2 separate regions of the Homo sapiens genome follow, and region 2 is linked to region 1. Evidence: read pairs that join two places in POLR2A ChIA-PET (ENCODE). Cell type or tissue: IMR-90. All regions are shown on one strand. Links, peaks and the distances in the headings refer to the core of each region. The heading gives the core; the rest is flanking DNA.

The links. ChIA-PET counts read pairs that join two places held together with the same protein. Peaks named below come from ENCODE experiments on the same cell type or tissue, not always from the same donor. Only the 100,000 strongest peaks of a DNase experiment are listed, where the experiment ranks them.
Region 2: POLR2A ChIA-PET joins it to region 1 with 12 read pairs; 4 of 35 experiments call an interaction of 5 or more read pairs at or near these places.

Annotation. Positions count from the first base shown.
Region 1 is chr16:15,668,094-15,679,133 of GRCh38, reverse strand. NDE1 (nudE neurodevelopment protein 1) reads right to left here. Exons shown (of 9, transcript NM_017668.3): 4 at 1,185-1,333. Among named protein-coding and RNA genes, the nearest start is that of NDE1, 23 kb to the right of the region's middle. RefSeq lists an enhancer at 5,599-6,340. In IMR-90, for the core only: no CTCF peak of the experiment used is centred there; a DNase peak (open chromatin) is centred at 6,173; H3K27ac peaks cover 1,167 bases.
Region 2 is chr16:15,743,733-15,754,772 of GRCh38, reverse strand. It overlaps MYH11 (myosin heavy chain 11), which reads left to right. Exons shown (of 41, transcript NM_002474.3): 15 at 1,265-1,379; 16 at 4,442-4,635; 17 at 6,605-6,726; 18 at 6,830-6,899; 19 at 7,043-7,203; 20 at 9,536-9,644. Among named protein-coding and RNA genes, the nearest start is that of NDE1, 99 kb to the right of the region's middle. In IMR-90, for the core only: no CTCF peak of the experiment used is centred there; no DNase peak of the experiment used is centred there.

The sequences.
Region 1 (11,040 bases), core at 1,681-9,680:
GAAAAAACATCTGTGCTTTTTTTGTTTTTTTGTTGTTTTTTGTTTTGTTTTGTTTTTGAGACAGAGTCTAGCTCTGTCACCCAGGCTGGAGTGCAGTGGCGCAATCTCGGCTCACTACACGCTCCGCCCTTCCCAGTTCACATCATTCTCCTGCCTCAGCCTCCCGACTAGCTGGGACTACAGGCACCCGCCACCACGCCCGGCTAATTTTTTGTATTTTTAGTAGAGACGGGTTTTCACCATGTTAGCCAGGATGGTCTCGATCTCCTGACCTCGTGATCCGCCCACCTCGGCCTCCAAAAGTGCTGGGATTACAGGCGTGAGCCACCGTGCCTGGCCACATCTGCGCATTTCACTGTATATAATTCATATATAAATTTTTTAAAAACAAGTGTTCTTATCCAAAAAAACTGCTTGGCTGAGAGTAATTCTTCTGTAAATGTTAGTCATTATCATTCTGCTAAACCACAGAACATCAGTTTAGGAATCACTGGGCTGGGCGCAGTGGCTCACACCTGTAATCACAGCACTTTGGAGGCTAAGGAGTTTGAGACCAGCCTGGCCAACATGGCAAGAGCCCATCCCTACTAAAGATACAAAAATTAGAATGGTGTGGTGGCACGTGCCTGTAATTCCAGCTACTCAGGAGCCTGAGGCATGAGAATTGCTTGAATCCAGGAGGCAGGGATTGTAGTGAGCCGAAATCACGCCACTGTACACCAACCTGGCGACAGAGACTCTCCGTCTCCAAAAAAAAACAAAAAACTGTTCTTTGAAAAAGCTTCCTTCCCACCTTAGGGGCTTAGCACAGGCTTGGTGTTCTGTCTGGAATGTTCTTGTCTCACACCCCTCCTGGCATCATGGCTACTCATTCCTCTGGTCTTAGCCTAAATAGCATTTCCCCTGGTAAGGCTCGCCTGACGCTCCCAGGCCAACAGCCAAATTAATACATCCTATTACACACCCCCACAGCACCCTGGGCTGCCAGCCTTGCTGCTGTAATGAAATTGCACTTCTTCGACTATTGTCCATTTCCCCCCGGGCACTAAAATCCAGAAGGGCACTGGCTTTGTTCTGCTCACTGCTTAGTTCCCTATACTCAGCACAGGGCCCAGTACCCAGCTGCTGGGGACAAAAAGCAGAGAGGAGAGTCTCCCACTCGTGCTTTTCCCTTCCACCCATACCGCTTGGCTCTTTCCAGGTCGTCATTTGCTTGCTCCAGCTCTCTGATGTATTTCTGCAATTGGTCTTTAATGGCTTTGGTCTGCGCGAGGTCATCCTCCAAGGCTGAGATCTGCCGGTAGCCTTCAGAGTGCTGCACTTCAAACTTCTCCTGAAGGACAACACAGACACTGAGTGAATGACTTAAGACTTCTGAGAAGGCTAGACACAGTAGCACACATCCACCTGGAGTCACAGCTACTCGGGAGGCTAAACTGGGAGGACTGCCTGAGCCCAGGAGTTAGAGGCTGCAGTGAGCTATGACTGTAACACTCCACTCCAGCCTGGGCAACACAGCAAGACTCCGTGTTTTTTTTTTTTTCTTTTGAGGCCGAGTCTCACTCTGTTGCCCAGGCTTGAGTGCAGCGGCAAGATCCTGGCTCACTGCAACCTCTGCCTCCCAGGTTCAAGCAATGCTCCTGCCTCAGCCTCCCAAGTGGCTGGGAATACAGCCACCCACCAACAATAGTGGCTAATTTTTGTATTTTTAGTAGAGACCGGGTTTTACCACGTTGGCCAGGCTGGTCTTGAACTCCTGACACCTCAAGTGATCTGCACGCCTCGGCCTCCCAAAGTGCTGGGATTACAGGTGTGAGCCACTGCACCTGGCCTGACCCTCTCTCTTTATGAAACTACTCCTCCCACCACACTCCCTGGGTGGGGCTCCAGGCTTTCTGTCCCACCCTCCCACCACAATCGGGAGACAAGCCAGGCTCAGTCAACAGAACCTTCTCTCCAGAGCTGACTCTTAGGCAAGTGATGTAACGTGGTGGGAACAGGCAGGTGTCATTCAAAGCAGGCACAACGGACCAACTGTTTTAATTATGTCCTGAGTGCCTCTGCCCCCTGAGCACCTTGAATCTTGCCTACTCTCAACAGGGTTGAGATTCCTATAGCCTCCATCATTCTTCAGACAAATCATTCTACCCAAGGTGTCCACAGCCAAAGCAAGCCACGTAAACCTCTCCAAGCCTCATCCACACGGCAACATGGGCCTCCTTCACACATATCATCAGTGTATTACAAAGAGAGTCACCAGCCCGGCTCACAGAGTGAGACCTGGCCTCTACAAAAAATAAAAACTAGCAGGGCATGGTGGCTCTTGCCTGTAGTCCTAGCTACTCGCGAGGCTGAGGTGGGAGGACCATTCGAGCCTGAGAGGTCGAAGCTGCAGTGGGCTGTGAAGGCACCACTGCACTCCGGCCTGGGCAACTCCCTGCTGCCTCAAAAGGAAAGAAATCATAATGACGTCCGTTGTTTGTGCCCACAACAATGGGAGGGCAGCATGAACTTGGTTTTAAAACAGTCCGCCATTCTGAATTTTTGATCCAGGACTCCCCGTTGTGACATGGAGAAAAAAGGAACAGTTTGATCTCTAGGTTATTTAAAAACATAAAGACAGGCCAGGCGCAGTGGCTCACACCTGTAATCCCAGCACTTTGGAGGGCTGAGGTGGGCGGATCACCTGAGGTCAGAAGTTTGAGACCTGCCTCGAAAACATGGTGAAATCTGGACTCTACTAAAAATACAAAAAAATTAGCCAGGCGTGGTGGTGCATGCCTATAATCCCAGCTACTCAGAAGGCTGACGCGGGAGAATCGCTTGAACACGGGAGGCGGAGGTTGCACCACTGCACTCCAGCCTGGGCAATAACAGCGAGACTCTGTCTCAAAAAAAAAAAAAAAAACCAGAAAAACAAAGAAAGAAAGAAAAAGAAGGAGGGAGAAAAGGAGGGGATAAAATGGGGGAGGGAGAGAGAGGAGAGAGGAAGGGAGACAGAGGAGAGAGGAAGGGAGGGAGAGGGAAGGAAAGGGAGAGAGATCTATGTTAATTACCAAAGGAACAGTCCAGCTGACTTCTCAATGATTCCCTGTTGCCAGCTGCAGCAATAACATCCATTACATACTTATTCTGTGCCACCTCCAGGCTAAGTACACCACCTATGTTGTCTCATTAATCCCACTTTGGAGACATGAACACTGAAGCTCAGTGACCTGACTAGCCCAGAATCAACTGGTAGCAAATGACTGAGCCAAGATCAAACCCCAGCCTCCTGAGCAGGTGTCCTTAAGCAATTATGCTAACCAGCCCCAAACCATTTCAATCCAGATCACCTGCCCACTCCCGAGCTCTCTTGATTCTGTTCCGGCTCTGCTTCCAAATTACTTTCCTTCACCAAACACCCAGAGCCAGGTGTGGTGCCTCATGCCTGTAATCCCAGCACTTTCAGGTGGCAGAGGCAGGATTGCTTGAGCCCAGGAGTTCTCGACCAGCCTGGGCAAGACTCTGCCTCTACAAAAAATGTGAAAACAGCCAGGCGTGGTGGCATGCACCTGTAGTCCTAGCTACTTGGGAGGGTGAGGCAAGAAGACTGCCTGAGACCAGGAGGTTGAGGCTGCAGTGAGCTATGATCACGCCGCTGCACTCCCGCCCAGGCCACAGAGTGAGACCACGACACTTAAAAAAAACAAGCAAAAAAAAAAAAAAACCCAAAATCACCAGCCTGGCAACATGGCGAAACCCCGTATCTACTAAAAATACAAAAAATTAGCTGGGCCTGGTGGCGGGCGTCTATAATCCCAGCTACTTGGGAAGCTGAGGCAGGCCAATCTCTTGAACCCGGGAGGCGGAGGTTGCAGTGAGCCCAGATCGTGCCATTGCACTCCAGCCTGGGCAACAAGAGCAAAACTCTCTGGCAGTGGTGGGGGACTGGGAGGGGGCGGGCAGGCAGGCACACTGAATAACTGTTTCAATTATGTCCTAAGTGCCTCCCACCTCCTGCCCCTTGAGCACCTTGAATCCTGCCCACTCCCAAACCTGGTTCCCACAATCTTCAGACAAATCATTGTCTGAAGCCCCCAGCAATCTTCAGACAAATCATTCTGCCCAAGGTGTCCACAACCAAAGAAAGCCACATGGACCTCTCCAAGCCTCATCCACAGGGGCAACGCAAGCCTGCTTTCACACATTATCACCGTATTACAAAGAGTCACCAGCGTGGCCCACAGAGCCAGACTCAGTCTCTACAAAAAATAAAAATTAGCAGGGCATGGTGGCGTCGCCTGTAGTCCCAGTTAGGAGGCTGAGATGGGAACACCATTTGAGCCTGGGAGGTTGAAGCTGCAGTGAGCCGTGATTGCATCACTGCACTCCAACCTGGGCAACAGAGTGAGACCCAGCTATCTCAAAAAGCAAAAAAAAAGGAATCTCAATGACTTCTGTTGTTTGTGCCCACAACAATGGGAGAGCAGCATGTACTTGGTTTACACAACAGTCAATTATTCTGAATTTTTGATCCAGGACTCTCCGTTGTAGCATGGAGACAGAAAGAACATTCCAATCTCTGGGTTTAAAAACAAAGACAGGCCGGGAGCAGTGACCCACACCTGTAATCCCAGCAATTTGGGAGGCTGAGGCAGGTGGATCACCTGAGGTCAGGAGTTCAAGACCAGCCTGGACAACATGGTGAAACCCCGTCTCTACCAAAAATGCAAAAAAAAATTAGCCGAGTGTGGTGGTGCGTTGTCTATAATCCCAGCCACTCGGGAGGCTGAGGCAGGAGAATCGCTTGAACCCAGGAGGCGGAGGTTGCAGTGAGCAGAGATTGTGCCACTGTTCTCTAGTCTGGGCGACGAACAAGACTCCATCTCAAAACAAACAAACAAAAACTAAGACAGAAGGGAGGGAGAAGATGGAGGAAGGGAAAGGGAGAGAAAAGGAGAGGAGAGAGACAGAGAGGGAGATCTTGTTAATTACCAAAGAAACAGTCCAGCGCACTTCTCAATGATTCCCTGTTGCCAGCTGCAGCAATAACATCCATTACATACTTATTCTGTGCTGGCCTCCAGGCTAAGTACACTTCCTATGTTGTCTCGTTTAATTCCACTTCAGAGACATGAACACTGAGACTCAATTACTTAACTAGCCCAGAATCAACCAGTAGCAAATGACTGGGCCAAGACCAAACCCCAGCCTCCTGAGCAGGTGTCCTTAAGCAATTATGCTAACCAGCCCTAAACCATCTCAATCCAGATCACCTGCCCGTTCCCGTGCTCTCTCGATTCTATTCCTGCTCTGCTTCCAAATTACTTTCCTTCACCAAACACCCAGAGCCAGGTGCGGTGCCTCATGCCGCAATCCCAGCACCTCAGGTGGCAGAGGCATATTAGCCTAGGCAACATAGGAAGACTCCATCTCTACAGAAAATTTAAGAACAGCCAGGCGTGGTGGCATGCACCTGCAGTCCTAGCTATGGGGGAGGCTGAGGTGGGAGGACTGCTTGAGGCCAGGAGGTTGAGGCTCCAGTAAACTATGATCATGCCACTGCACTCTAGCCCAGGCCAACGCTTAAAAAAAAAAAAAAAATCACCAGCCTGGGGCAACATGGCGAAACCAAAATACAAAAATTAGCCCGGCATAGTGGTGCACGGCTGTAGTTCCAGCTACTTGGGAGGCCAAGGCGGGCAGATCACTTGAGGTCAGGAGTTTGAGAACAGCCTGGCCAACACGGTGAAACCCCCGTCTCTACCAAAAATACAAAAAATAGCTGGGTGTGGTGGCAAGTGCCTATGGTCCCAGCTACCCGGGAGGCAGGGGAATCGCTTGAGCCCGGGAGGCGGAGGTTGCAGTGAGCCAAGATTGTGCCCCTGCACTCCAGCTTGGGTGACAGAGACCCCATCTCAAAAAAAAATCAAAACCGAAAACACAAAACACCCATCCTAGATTCTACAAACATAAGAGAAAACACTTCCCACAAGAAAGGCGCAAGGTCTAATTTAAAAGTTAAAAAAGGCCAACTTCTCTTTACTCAATCAAGTAAACAAAGCCGTTGCTAGAAAGTCCGGATGCACCCAGGGTGATGTAATGGTGCCTAGGCCAGAGAGGCGTGGCGAGAGCCATTGTGCAAGAAGACTCCAAAGAAAGAACAAACAGATGATTTACAGCGTTGGAAGGATGAGGAGGGCGGACCACATCCCTGCTGCCGCCCGCAGCACCCTCCCCATTTCCTGGCTGTAAGCAGAGAAGTATCTGCACCCAGCAAGTAGAGGCAGACCAGGCCCTGTTCCCAGGCGTGGCTCTCATCGCCTCACACCCTTTATTTGGGAACATCTCCAAATAAAACAGGATCTTAAGTCATTAACCTAAATTCAAACGCAGGCTCCAGGAGGACGCAGCGAGTGGGCTCCACCGACTGCACTGGCGATTGAGAGATCTCCTCGGAACCTGTGGACATGAAAACCTGTTGCTGAAATGTTGTGCTGCCATTTGGGGCTAATTCGAATAAGCTGTCAGCTGATGGGGGCATCAATAGATGCTCTGTTTGGTCCCTTAAAGGCTTTTTCATTCAACCCGTGATGAATAAGCCAGTTGTTAAGAAGTCCGGCCCAGCTGAATATATTTCTCTTAGGTGACTGACAAATACTTGCTGGTGGCAGGGTCCTCGTTATTCCAAGGTACCCTGTTTCTTCACTGTGCTGTGTGCTCTGAGTCTCCTGCATCTGACATGTGGCTGCAGTACAGTGGCGCAATCTCAGCTCACTGCAACCTCCACCTCCTAGGTTCAAGCAATTCTCCTGCCTCAGCCCCCGAGTAGCTGGGACTACAGGTGTGCGCCACCATGCCCAGCTAATTTTTTTATTTTTAGTAGAGACGGGGTTTCACCATGTTAGCGAGGACAGTCTCAATCTCTTGACCTCATGATCCGCCCGCCTCGGTCTCCCAAAGTGCTGGCATTACAGGCATCAGCCACCACGCCAGGCCCAAGAGCTCAGTCTTGAAGCAGAGAATTACTGAGTAATTCTCTTGATATTTTACTCAGGATCCATGGAGGGCCTGTTATCCTCTCCAAACTGCAGTTCATACCACTAATCTTCCTCCTACCCAGCTTTTCAACCCAGAGTCCCCTTCAATTTAGGAACTATAATCAGCCAGGCGCAGTGGCTCACACCTGTAATCCCAGCACTTTGAGAGGCCGAGGCAGGCGGATCACTTGAGCTCAGGAGTCCCAGACTAGCATGGGCACATGAACCCGTCTCTACAAAAAATAACAAAAATTAGCCAGGCGTGGTGTGGCAGGTGCCTGTAATCTCAGCTACTTGGGAGGCTGAGGTGGGAGGATCACTTAAGCCTGGAAGTCAGAGGTTGCAGTGAGCTGAGATCACACCACTGCACTCCAGCCTGGGTGACAGGGGGAGACTCTGTCTCCAACAGCAAAAACAACAACAACAAAAAGAACGATAATCATTGCTCATTGTGTGTAGCAGGTGTTCAGCTGTTAACAAATGGGTGAAGTGGGCCAAGTACAGGGAGAGGCAGATGACACTAAGGTCTCCGTGTCACGGATATGGGGATTGGGGGAAACTCAACAATGTGTGTTCTAAACAACCACTACTCAGGTTTTTTATTTTTTAACTTTTGCTCTGTCACCCAGGATGGAGTGCAATGGTACAATCATAGCTCACTGCAGCCTCAACCTCCTGGGCTCAAGCAATGCTCCTGCCTCAGCCTCTTGAGTAGCTTAGACTACAGGTGTGCACTACCATGTCCAATGAATTTTTTATTTTTATTTTTTTGTAGAGACAGAGTCTCGCTATGTTGCCCAGGCTGGCCTTGAACTCCTGGTCTCAAGCAATTCTCCCTCCTCAGCCTCTCAAAGGGCTGGGATTACAAGTATGAACCACCATGCCTGGCCAGAAATCCATCTTTTTACAGGAAGCTTTACAAATTTTGATGGATGGGGGAATATATATAATAAAAGGCAAGTAAGTAGGGGAAATATTATTGGTAGAGCCTAGGTGGTGGTGGATACACAGGTATTCACTGGAAATTCTTTCAGCCTTATATGCTGGAAAACGTTCATGGGGAAATGCTGAACAAAAACCCCTGAAGGCGATCAAACAACACCTATGGGGCAGATGGATCTGCAGACGGCCAGCTGCACTCTGTGGTCTCCAACAGAAAGCTTCAGCTTCAATGACCACCTTCAACGTGTCTGGGACCTCTCCTCCGCCCTGCCCCAAACCCCCAATCCATTTGTTGGTCCCACACCCTTTCCTATACATTAGTAAAGCTGGGCTTGCCAAGGTCCACCCGACACCCATTCTTGTCCACGTCTGTGATGGGTACAGATCAACTCTCCTTCAGCCCCATCTCCCCAAGCACCAAGTGTCAGCAACACATACACCTACAAACACCCTCCACACAGCCTCCCTCAACCCATGCAGTCCTTTCTTTTTCTTTCTTTTTTTTTTTTTTTGAGACAGAGTTTCGCTCTTGTTGCCCAAGCTAGAGTGCAATGGTGCAATCTCGGCTCACTGCAACCTCCGCCTCCCGGGTTCAAGTGATTCTCCTGCCTCAGCCTCCCAAGTAGCTGGGATTACAGGCACATACAACAACACCCAGCTAATTTTGTAGTTTTAGTAGAGACAGGGTTTTGTCATGTTGGTGAGGCTGGTCTCAAACTCCCAACCTCAGGTGATCTGCCCACCTCGGCCTCCTGAAGTGCTGGGATAACAGGCATGAGCCACCGCACCCAGCCAGTCCTTTTTCTCTTGAAAGGCCCCCACATCAGAGTTCTGTGACTGAGCTTCACGTCCCCAACTGCTTCATGGCATTAGGTTTGTCTTCCCAAAGAAGGCAACCAGCACTTCCCCTTTCACCGTCCATCATACCTAGCCCTGGGCACACACAGTTTTGACTCTTCCATGAAGCAGCTCATCAAAATGTACATTGGGAGTTTAATGAGAAAAAGAAAACCACACAGACATGCCAGGGCCCCACCCAGACTTACTGAGAAATGGAATCTCAGAGCAAGGCGGGGAGATGGGGATGGGGAGAGAGGGTTCAGGCCTGTCGGATGTTTATGAAGCTGGCCTAGTGATGCTGGCTGGCAGCTAAGGCTGAGAGCCAGTCTCTGGGGCACGGTGTTGACTTAGTGATCCCTTGCTGAGCCCTACAGCATGTACAGAAGGGATGGTTTTTACCTTGCAGAGCACTGGGTCTCCAGATACCTGGCTATGTCTAGAGGTGCTTTTGGTTTTCACCACCTTGGAGGTGCGGGGAATGCTACTGGCATCTAGAGGGTGGAGGCCAGGGATGCTGCCAAACATCCCACAGTGTGGTCAGGCGGGGTGACTCATGCTTGTAATCCCAGCACTTTGGGAGGCTGAGGCGGGCGGATCACCTGAGCTCAGGAGTTCGAGACCAGCCTGGCCAACATGGTGAAACCTCGTCCTTGCTAAAAATACAAAAATTAGCCGGGCGTGGTGGCTCACACCTGTAATCCCAGCACTTTGGGAGGCTAAGGCGGGTAGATCACACTGTCAAGAGATCAAGACCATCCTGGAAAACATGGTGAAACCCCATCTCTACTAAAAATACAAAAATTAGCCAGGCATGGCGGTGTGTGCCTGTAATCTCAGCTACTCAGGAGGCTGAGGCAGGAGAATCACTTGAACCCAGGAGGTGGAGGTTGCAGTGAGCCGGGATTACGCCACTGCACTCCAGCCTGGCAACAGAGTGAGACTGCGTCTCAAAAAAAAAAAAAAAAAAAATTAGCCAGGCGTGGTGGAGGGTGCCTGTAATCCCAGCTACTCAAGAGGCTGAGGCGGGACAATCACTTGAACCTGGGAGGCGGAGGTTGCAGTGAGGTGAGATTGTGCCACTGCACTCCAGCCTGGGCAACAGAGCAAGACTCCATCTCAAAAAAAAAACAGGCTGGGCACAGTGGCTCACGCCTGTATTCCCAGCACTTTGGGAGGCTGAGGCAGGCGGATCCTGAGGTCAGGAGATCAAGACCATCCTAGCTAACACGGTGAAACCCCGTTTCTACTAAAAATACAAAAAATTTAGCCAGGCGTGGTGGCAGGCGCCTGTAGTCCTAGCTACTCGGGAGGCTGAGGCAGGAGAATGGTGTGAACCTGGGAGGCGGAGCTTGCAGTGAGCCGAGATCGCGCTACTGCACTCCAGCCTGGGCAACAGAGCAAGACTCCATCTCAAAAATACAAAACAAACAAACAAAAAACCCACAAAGCAAACCTCAGTCCCTCCCAACGGAGGATGATCCGGGCTCCAATGTCAACAGCAGCCAGGTCGAGAAACCTGCTCTGAACTGGCAGAGTGCAACACACCTTTTGGTAATGAAGGAAATGGTCTGCAGCCCCTCTGTCCACTAAGGAAACTCACTGGCCACACGTGGCTCCTAAGCACTTGAAATGTGGCTACTGTGACTGAGGAATTAAGTTTTTATTTTAATTCATTAAATTTCAACAGCCAAATGTAGCTAAGGGCTACAATATTGGACCTGATGATATTACTCTAGCAACACCTCCATACCCTAAAAATGTCTCCCTGGCCAGGTGGTGGCTCATGCCTATAATCCCAGCAATTTGGGAGGCCAAGGCAGGAGGACTGCTCGCGTCCAGGAGTTCAAGACCAGCCTGGGCAACACAGCGAAACCCTGTCTCTATAAAAAATACAAAAACTAACCAGGCATGGTGCCGCATGCCTGTAGTCTCAGCTACTCCCGAGGTTCAGGTGGAAGGACTTTGGTTTTTTTTGAGACGGAGTCTCGCTCTGTTGCCAGGCTGGAGTGCAGTGGCACAATCTCAGCTCACTACAGCCTCCAACCATCAAGTGATTCTCCTGCCTCAGCCTCCCAAGTAAGCTGGGACTATAGGCGTGTACCACCACGCCCAGCTAATATTTGTAATTTTAGTAGAGACAGGGTTTCATCATGTTGGCCAGGATGGTCTCAATCTCTTGACCTCGTGATCTGCCCACCTCAGCCTCCCAAAGTGCTGGGATTACAGGTATGCACCA
Region 2 (11,040 bases), core at 1,143-9,142, 76 kb before region 1:
AGAACTGCTTGACCCAGGAAGTTGGAGGTTGCAGTGAGCTGAGACTGCACCACTGCACTCCAGACTGGGCAACAGAGAACCACTCTGTCTCAAAAACCAAAACAAACAAACAAACAAAACATTGTATGACTTGCCAAGCCAAAAATATCTACTATCTGGGCCTTCACCAAAAGTTTCCCAACTCCTAGCCTATATTCAAGGGGGTATATGTTCCTTTAAGCATATAGAGACAACACTTTTCTTTTCCCTACTTCATCAGTGGATTTTTTTTATTATTATTTTCAGTCTTCTCTCAGATCAAGCCTACCTATTATCCTGATAACCCACATCCCATGATAACCCAGCAAAGCTGTATTATCAGTTCCTTTCATTTAATATTCACCATAGTAAAAATTACGGCTTTGGGCATTGTCATTGTTTGAGTCAGGAATGTAAAAAGCCTATATGTCCTTTTTCTGTATATCCATATATCAGGATCTCTGAGTTACAAATTATGCTCATTAGAGAGTGGAAAATAGGATGCCATGCTTAATTAATTTATTTATTTAATTATTTTGAGACAGAGTCTCACTCTGTCACCCAGGCTGGAGTTCAGTGGCGCAATCTCAGCTCACTGCAATCTCCGCCTCCCAGGCTGAAGCGATTCTCCTGCCTCAGCCTCCCGAGTAGCTGGCATTACAGGTGTGCACCACCATGCCTGGCTAATTTTTTTTTTTTTTTTGTATTTTTAGTAGACATGGGGTTTCACCATGTTGGTCAGGTTGGTCTTGAACGCCTGACCTCAAATGATCCACCCACCTTGGCCTTCCACAGTGCTGGGATTACCAGTGTGAACCACCACGCTTGGCTGCCATGCTTAATTTCTAAACCAGGATGATTGGGAAGATGATGAGGGGGGAGTTTTGCATGTCGGCAGGAGGGCATCTGCCGTCATGAAATCTCTTAATAGTGTATAACTCACAGGTACTGTGCTGGCTTAGGAGGAGGGAGGCTACCACAGCAGCGTTAGTAGGAGAATATGGAATGGAAACTAGGCTTTCCCAGCAATGGCTATCACTGGCTGATGTCCTACTACGTGGGCACAGGTCCCTGGGCTGTTGGTCTCTTCACTGGTGTTTGTGGAGTCCCATCATGGTGGTCATAAACGTCATTTCCTCTCTGACCTCAGAAGATCTGGAAGGACAATGGGAGGGCTGGGGTCCTGGCCTTGGTTTCTAAGTTTCTAGTTTCCCAGGGGTTCTGACCAGCAGGGTGTCCTTGGCAGGTGGACTATAATGCGAGTGCCTGGCTGACCAAGAATATGGACCCGCTGAATGACAACGTGACTTCCCTGCTCAATGCCTCCTCCGACAAGTTTGTGGCCGACCTGTGGAAGGACGGTAAGGCCTTCTCTGCTCGGGTCCATGTTCTGCTTTGAGCTGGAGAATTGAACACCCAAGTCCCCCGACTCTCACACCTGCCCCAGGAGGGGAGGCCTTTACATGGGGGCAGGGGAAGGAAGAGCATTGGCATGGGCTGGTGATGTCTCGTTGAAACAATTTCTTCCTGAGTGGGGGTCCCTGAGCCCCTCAATCCTACATGTCCCGAGGGGATTGAGGTCCTGAGGTCAGGGCTCAGGCAATAGAGGAGAAACAGCATGCCAGGCACGGGGAGTTAGACTGCCCTGTCCAGAGTCAGAAGGACTTCACTGTATCTTGTCTCTGCCACCTCCTAGCTCTGTGGTCTTGGATGAGTCACTTGATGTCATTAAGCTTCATTGTCCTCATTAGTAAAACAGGAGATGCAATAATAGTTGCCGTCTCTACTAGAGGTATTATGAGGGTTAAATTAGACCAGTGATGCTCAAACTCAAGCAGGCATCATGACCCCCTGGAAGGCTTTGTTTATTTATTTAGGGACAGAGTCTTGCTTTGTCACCCAGGCTGGAGGGCGGTGGTGCAATCTTGGCTCACTGCAGCCTCCACCTTCTGGGTTCCAGTGATTTTCCTGCCTCAGCCTCCCAAGTAGCTAGCATTACAGGCACACACCACCATACCTGGCTAATTTTTGTATTTTTAGTAGAGACGGGGTTCCCCCATGTTGGCCAGGCTGGTCTCAAACTCCTGACCTCAGGTGATCCGCCCACCTCAGCCTCAAAAAGTGCTGGGATTACAGGTGTGAGCCACTGCACCTGGCCCTCTTTGGAGGGCTTTTTAAAACCCAGATGGCTGGGCCTACCCTAAGATCTAATTCTGCAGGTCTGGGGCCAGGGATGGGGCGGGCCTGAAAACATTCATCCCAGGTGATGCTGCTGGTCTAGGGACCACACTCCGGCTCCCTTTGAGAACCAGTGAATAGATGATCCCTGTGAAGAGCTGCTGGAGTGATGATGAGGGGAGGGGGTTTGCTGTTTGTCCCTGGCCATCAGTGTCCACAGCAGGTTTTATTCTTGGCACAGGGCCCATGGGCCTGGGGCTTACAGGACTGGTCTCCCCTTGTTTTAAGCATGCTAAAAAAAGGGCTCCAGGAGGGGCCAGCTGTGCCCTAACCATATGCCAGGCTCTGGGCCTAGGGAACAACATCGCACCCTGGGTCTGTGTCATCCCAGGACACATGATGAAGCCTGTAGTCCCTCCTCTGCGGGACCCACAGTCTTGTGGGAGAGATGAGACTCTCAAAGACAAGCAGAGAGACAAGCATGAGGCTGCGCATGGTGGCTCACACCTGTAATCTCAGCACTTTGGGAGGCTGAGGCAGGAGGATCAGTTGAGGTCAAGAGTTCGAGACCAGTCTGGCCAACGTGGCGAAACCCCATCTCTACTAAAAATACAAAAACTAACTGGGCGTGGTGGTGGTAATCCCAGCTACTCGGGAGGCTGAGGCAGGAGAACTGCTTGAACCTGGGAGGCGCAGGTTGCAGTGAGCTGAGATTGTGCCATTGGACTCCAGCCTGGGCAAAAGAGCAAGACTCTGTCTTGAAAAAATAAAACTAAAAATAAAAAATAAAAACAAAATTAGCCGGGTGTGCTGGTGGGTGCCTGTAATCCCAGCTACTCAGGAGGCTAAGGCAGGAGAATCACCTGAACCTGGGTGGTGAAGGTTGCAGTGAGCCAAGATCGTGCCACTGCTCTCCAGCTGGGCGACAGAGTGAGAGCTTGTCTCAAAAAAAAAAAAAAAAAAAAAAGATTGTTACACAGAATCTGAGTAGAAGGTGAAGAAATGGTGCCATCCATGGCCTGTGGGTTGGGCTTGGCATGTGCAGGACCTGCTGGGCTGGTAGAAAAAGAACCTTGGAGGTGATGATGATGATGATGATGATGATGATGATGATGGCCGGGCGCGGTAGCTCACGCCTGTAATCCCAGCACATTGGGAGGCCAAGGCAGGGGAATCACCTGAGGTCAGGAGTTCGAGACCAGCCTGACCAACATGGAGAAACTCTGTCTCTACTAAAAATATAAAAAAAATGAGCCGGGCGTGGTGGCGCATGCCTGTAATCCCAGCTACTGGGAGGCTGAGGCGGGAGAATTGCTGGAACCCGGGAGGCGGACGTTGTGGTGAGCCGAGATCACGCCATTGCACTCCAGCCTGGCCAACAAGAGTGAAACTCCGTCTCAATAAAATAAAATAATGATAATAATAATAATAATAATAATAATAATAATAATAATAATACCTACTTTTTGTTGAGCACTTACTGATGTGCCAGGCTATCTCGGAGTGTGTGCTGTATCTTCTGCCTCAGAATATTTCTTCCGTGGATACCTACATGGTTACCCACTCATTTCTTGCTGGTTTCTGCTCAAATATCAACTTAGCAGAGCCCACCACCTCCTTGTCTAAGAGAGCACCCTCTTCACTCTCTCTCCGCTTTACCCTATTTTTATTTTTCTACGCACACCTCACTACTCAAGATATTCCATACTTAACATCTGTGATCTCTGTCTGTCTCCTTCCCTGTGATATAAGCGGGGTGAGGGGGCCGGGTCTTTTTTTGTTCACAGCAGTGTCCCCAGGGCCTGGAGCACAGAAGGTCCTCAATAACTATTTGTTGGTGGATGAAAGATTGGAGGCTGGCAGGGAATAAGTGCCTTCTGTGCCTTATTTTTTTTTACCCCTGCCCTAGAAGGTAGACGGTATTATTACCTCCCTTTTGTAGAAAGGGAGACTGAGGCACAGGATAGTGCCAAGCCAAGGCTAGTCAGTGAGTGGACAGCGAGAGCAGGCTTGACTCCTAGGTCAGCGTGACTCCATCACAGGGAATTTGTTCTTTCTGCCACTCAGGTGCTCTCAGGATTTCCCCAATAGACAATACTTGGAAACCCTGACTGCCGAAGGAGGCGTTGGTGATGGAAGGAAAGATTGGAGTGGGCAGGTTGGTGGGTGGGGCTGGGGCTGAGCCTCTGGCCTATTTAGGGGTGGGTGGGCCAGAGGCTGATGCCACCCTGGCTGTGCCCCATAGTGGACCGCATCGTGGGCCTGGACCAGATGGCCAAGATGACGGAGAGCTCGCTGCCCAGCGCCTCCAAGACCAAGAAGGGCATGTTCCGCACAGTGGGGCAGCTGTACAAGGAGCAGCTGGGCAAGCTGATGACCACGCTACGCAACACCACGCCCAACTTCGTGCGCTGCATCATCCCCAACCACGAGAAGAGGGTGAGGCCCGCCGCCCAGACCCTGGGGCTCCCAGAAGCCAGGGCTGTCCCAAGCGGTCACAGCGTCCCCAGGGCGCCCTCTGCCCCCACCTACCCCGAGGACCCCATTTTCCATGTGGGGAAGGCTATCTGAATCTCAGACCCATTCCCCATCCCTGGAGGAAAAGGAGGAAGGGAGGATGCATCCAGAGACTTTTCAGTTGTGGAGTTGCTGTGCAGGTCATCCAGCCACTCATTCATTCATTATCCCAGGAAGTATTCACTGGGCTCTGCCCTGTCCTGGGTGCTGGGGAGCAGTGTTAGAAAAATTGTAGCCCTTCCCTGTGGGTTTCTCATAATCTGGTGCAGGCATCTTCAGCTTGGGGCGATTGTGTCCTCTATATGGACATGCTACAGACATTTTTGGTTGTCACAACCAGGAGGGGGCTGTTAGTCAGCATCTAGTGGGTAGGGGCCAGGGATGCCCTAAGCATTGTACAATGCACAGGATGGTCCCTCAACCCCCAGCACAGAATCCCTACAAGATGCCAGTAGTGCTGAGGTTATGGGAGACACGGGGAGAGGTAAACATACAGCTGATGATGGTGATGGAATGTGGTCAGTTAGGAGAACACCAAAGAGCCAGGGCTCCTCCCACAGCCTCAGGACTCAGAGAAAGCTTCTGGTGAACTTGAACGTTAAGAATGTGTGGCCATCAACTTGGTGACATGGAAGGCAGGGTGGGGCCTAGGATAAGCAGGGGGCCTAGGATAAGCAGAGGGCCCAGGCTAAGCAAGAGTGTGGAGGTGAGAAGTGAAGGAACTAGGTAAGAAAATGCTAGATAGTGTCCAGGCGTGTTGCTCACGCCTGTAATCCCAGCTACTCAGGAGGCTGAGAAACAAAAATCTGTTGAACCCAGGAGGCGGAGGTTGCAGTGAGCTGAGATTGCACCACAGCATTCCAGCCTGGGCAGCAGAGCGAGACTCCATCTTAAAAAAAAAAAAAAAAAAGGAAAGAAAATGCTAAATAGGTCATTTCATGTTGCAAATGTGTGATGGCATGAGGTAGGAATCAGATGGTGTGAGGTAGGATTGAGGCTGAATGGGTAGGCAGGGGCTAGATCGTGGTGCTCCTTGTGTTCTTTCTGGAGCTTGGCCTTCTCTCTCTAGGCATGCCATTGGGGGTGTTAAAGCAGGGCTATATCATGGTCAGATTTACATTTTAGGAAGTGAATGAGGGGGCTGGGCATATGCTAGCTCATGCCTATAATCCCAACACTTTGGGAGGTTGAGGTGGGAGGATCACTTGAGACCAGGTGTTCAAGGCTAGCCTGGGCAACATAGCAAGACCCTATATCTACAAAAACATTTTTAAAAATTTTCCAGGCATGGTAGCACATACCTGTGGTCCCAAATACTTGGGAGGCTGATTTGGGAGGATCACTTGAGCCCAGGAGTTTGAGGCTGCAGTGAGCCATGATCGCACCACTGGACTCCAGCCTGGCTGACAGAATGGGACCCTATCTCAAAAAATAAAAAGGACAAAGGGATTGAGGGGAGAGGCAAGACCAGAGAGAGAGACCAGGTGGGTGGTTTCTGTGGTTGTCCAGGCAGGAGAAGATAGTGGAGACAATGGTGGTGAAGAGAAGTGGGGGGGTTGGGAGATATTTGGGAGCTAGAAGCAATCAAACTGCTGATGGACAGGAAGTGAGGGAGACGAGGTGATGAGGAGGAAGCCCCAGGTTCCAGCCAGGCGATGCTAGTGTCACCAAGAACCAGAGAGATCATGAGGCAGCCATTGCCGAAGCAAAGAGATGAAAACCCAGAGGGGGGCACTGCTTTGCCCCTCGGCCCTCAGCTAAGCCCTCCTTGGGTGCTTCTGTTGGTACCCTCATGGCCTGGCCAGGTGGGTCATCCAGGTAGGAGGTTTGGGGCTTTGCTGCGCCATGGTTTCTGGCCCCAGGGATCCACTGCCCTCTTTGACCTTTGCAGTCCGGCAAGCTGGATGCGTTCCTGGTGCTGGAGCAGCTGCGGTGCAATGGGGTGCTGGAAGGCATTCGCATCTGCCGGCAGGGCTTCCCCAACCGGATCGTCTTCCAGGAGTTCCGCCAACGGTAAGTCCCAAGGTCTGGCCCAGGTAGGGCAGGGGGTGAGCGGGACTGGGTGGAGGAATGGATGCTGGAGGTACCCGGGGTGACTTCTGCTCTGTGTTTCAAGCTACGAGATCCTGGCGGCGAATGCCATCCCCAAAGGCTTCATGGACGGGAAGCAGGCCTGCATTCTCATGGTGAGCCCAGAAGTCCACCAGAGACCTCCCAACCTCTGGCCGCAAGCCACCTGCTGCTCTTGGTGGGACCGTTCTTACCCATGTCATCACTGGCCAAATGGCACAGTGGAAATCAGGAGCTCTTCCTTTCCTTCCTTTTGCAGATCAAAGCCCTGGAACTTGACCCCAACTTATACAGGATAGGGCAGAGCAAAATCTTCTTCCGAACTGGCGTCCTGGCCCACCTAGAGGAGGAGCGAGATTTGAAGATCACCGATGTCATCATGGCCTTCCAGGCGATGTGTCGTGGCTACTTGGCCAGAAAGTAAAGATGCTTTCCTGCATCCTAATACCTCAAACGCGAATCACAAACAGGGGCCTTTCTGTTCTGATTCCCTGATTCTAAGAGGCCACCTGTTTAAGATGCATCATTGACTGAATGACAGCCTTTTCTTGAAGGGGAAGAAATGCTTCTACTTTAAATAAATGTACCAAGTTACGAGTGCAGGAAGGGAACGAGTTTTAGACCTGGGTTCTCATCGTGGATGCCCCAGTTTTTGCTGATGAACCTTGGGCAAGTTACTCTACCTCTCTGAGCTTCCAGTTTTTTAGCTGGAAACTGAGCATAATCATTTTGACCTCAGAGAGCTGTTCATGAGGTGTCACTAAGATAACGCATGACGAGAGCTTAGAACAGTGCGTGGTTCTCAGGTCAGAAATGATTGTTGTTGTTTTTACCTCCCTCCCTCACTCCTTCCTTCCCTCCCTCCCTTCCTTCCTTCCTTTCTTCTTCCTTTTTGAGACAGAGTCTCTCTCTCTCTCTCTGTCGCCCAGGCTGGAGTGCAGTGGCGCAGTCTCAACTCACTGCAACCTCTGCCTCTTGGACTCAAGCAATTCTCGTGTCTGAGCCTCCCGAGTGGCTGGAATTAGAGGCGCCCACCACCACACTGGCCTAATTTTTGTATTTTTAGTAGAGACAAAGTTTCACCATGTTGGCCAGGCTGGTCTCAAATTCCTGGTCTCAAGTGATCCACCTGCCTTGGCCTCCCAAAGTGCTGGGATTATAGGCATGACCCACTGCGCCCAGCCTAGACATGTTAGAATTGGATAAACCATTGAGGAAAGAGGACTTGACGGTGTCTAGATCCCCGTGTCCCAGTGGGATTTATAAGGCAGGGTTTTGGAGGGTGTGATGTCCCAGCTGTTCTGTGAAGACTGGGAGCCGGGGAAGGGTTCGGGTTCCTTAATGAAAGTCATACCCCAGGGACTGCAGGGACAGGTGGGGTCGCTCTCTGTCTGGGGTGTGTGTTGTCATTGGGCAGAGACCACACCCTCACCAGTAGGACCCTGATGTGTCAGGTTCATTCATTGACACATGGACCCAAGATGGTCAAGGCCAGCTTTGGGAGCTCTTGGCCCTCCCGCAACAGACCTAACTTGTCAAGTTTCGTTACTAAGTTCCCTGTTGCTGTCCTTCCTGGATAACTGGGGCAATTTTATTCTTAAAGTTTTCCTGTGTCCAAGATGGCAGCCAAGCAGGGAAGACAGAATTACGTTCACTGTTCTATCGTTTCTCAATCTATCGATAGCCCTTAAACGGGAAGAGTGCTGGTTCAGGGTCACAGTGTGAAATTCCTAAAACAACCCAGGAGAGAATAGGTTTGACAGGGCTGGGTGTGGTAGCTGACACCTGTAATCCCAGGCACTTTGGGAGGCCGAGGCAGGAGGATTGCTTGAGCCCAGGAGTTTGAGACCAGCCTGGGCAACATGGCGAGACCCCTATCTCTACCAAAAAAAAAAAACTTTAAAAATTAGCTGGGCATGGTAGCATGTGCCCGTAGTCCCAACTACTTGGGAGGCTGAGGCAGGAGGATCATTTAAGCCCAGGAATTTGAGGCTGCAGTGAGCCATCATCACACCACTGCACTCCAGCCTGGGCCGCAGAGCCAGACCCTGTCTCTGAAAATAAACAAATAAATAAATAAGTTAGTCAGAAACAGCTGGTGTAGGCTGGGCATGGTGGCTCCTACCTGTAATCCCAGCACTTTGGGAGGCCAAGGTGGGTGGATCACCTGAGGTCAGGAGTTTGAGACCCACCTGGCCAACATGGGAAACCCCATCTCTACTAAAAATACAAAAATTAGCCAGGCATGGTTGTGGGCACCTGTAATCCAAGCTACTCAGGAGGCTGAAGCAGGAGAATCACTTGAACCCCGGAGGTGGAGTTTGCAGTGAGCTGAGATCGTGCCACCGCACTCCAGCCTGGGCAACAAGAGCGAAACTCTATCTCAAAAAAAAAAAAAAAAAAAAAAGAAAGAAAGAAAAAAGAAACAGCTAGTGCAGCTGGGGAGTACGGGAGCCCCCTTAGGAATGATGCACATAGTTGTGTTTTCTGAGTGGTGTTTGGATCTCAGCTAAGTCCAGGGCATGTTGTGAGCCCTGGGTCTTCCTTGTCCACTGAAAAAGGCTCTGTCCTGTAGATGATTTAAGTTGTTTGCAGCCAGACAACACATGTGTCACACAGGGTTTCTGGAAGAACCTGAGTTGGGGAGATTGGGGCATGTCCCTGTGCAGGTTCAGGATGCTGCAGGGCAGGGCTCTGTTGACAGCAGGGTGTGGCTTCATGACCCCCGCACCTTCTCTTCCCCCCTCCCTAGGGCTTTTGCCAAGAGGCAGCAGCAGCTGACCGCCATGAAGGTGATTCAGAGGAACTGCGCCGCCTACCTCAAGCTGCGGAACTGGCAGTGGTGGAGGCTTTTCACCAAAGTGAGTGCTCTGCCCCAGCCCCCTTCCCAGGGGCCCCCAGCCCTGCTTCTTCACTCTGGAGCCTTCACATTTGGGACAGGAGGTGGTCGCAAGTGGGTGTGGAATGGAGGGCTCGAACTCAGACCTTGAGCATTGGCGGTTCTCTGGCCCGAGGAGGCCCTGTCCTTTGGCACATAGGCTATAGCCAGGACCTTAACACAAAGTATTAATATTTCCATCCGCACTGGAATCCCTCGTGTGGCCCATTTATAGCCACACCCACTTCCTCCGTAGCCATGGAAACCACTCTGTTCTCCAGTTCTGTAATTTTGATGGTTCAAGAATGCTGCCGGGGGCGGCGGCTCACGCCTGTAATCCCAGCACTTTGGGAGGCCGAGGCAGGCGGATCACTTGCGGTCAGGAGTTCAAAACCAGCCTGGCCAACATGGCAAAACCCTGTCTCTACTTAAAATACAAAAATTAGCTGGGTATGGTGGCAGGCACCTGTAATCCCAGATACTCAGGAGGCTAAGGCAGGAGAATCTCTTGAACTCAGGAGACAGAGGTTGCAGTGAGCCAAGATCATGCCTGCACTCCAGCCTGGGTGAAAGATTGAGACTCTGTCTCTTCTTTCTTTTTTTTTTTATTTAAAAAAAAGGCCAGGCACGGTGGCTCACGGCTGTAATCCCAGCACTTTGGGAGGCCGAGGCGGGTGGATCACAAAGTCAAGAAATCAAGACCATCCTGGCCAAGATGGTGAAACCCTGTCTCTACTAAATGTACAAAAATTAGCTGGGCGTGGTGGCAAACGCCTGTAGTCACAGCTACTCAGGAGGCTGAGGCAAGAGAATCACTTGAACCTGGGAGGCAGAGGTTGCAGAGAGCTGAGATCGCGCCACTGTACTGCACTCCAGCCTGGTGACAGAGCGAGACTCCGTCTCAAAAAAAAATAAAACAAATATTCTATACATGGAATTAGAGAGCATCCAGACTGTTGCATGTATCAATACTGCAGGTTTTTTTTTTTTTACTTTTTGCATTTTTTGAAATGGAGTCTCACTCTGTTACCCAGGCTGGTCTTGAACTCCTGACCTCAAGCAACCCTCCTGCTTCAGGCTCCCAAAGTGCTGGGATTACAGGCATGAGCCACCTCATCTGGCCATAGCATATTATTTTTTATTTCTGGCAGAGTCAGGGCCTCCAGAGGACTCAACTGGTTCCTGTAGTGGCACTGGTTGCATTGTCCCCATGGCACAAAGACATGCTCTGTTGCAATAGACTAGGCTTCTCCTTATATGCCCTTGAGTGTATCCACTGGTGCAAGGCTTTTTCACCAAGCAAACAGACATTGAGTGCCTGCTGTATCCCAGGCACATGCTAGGTGCTGGGGGTGCAGCTGTGAACACACACCATGGTC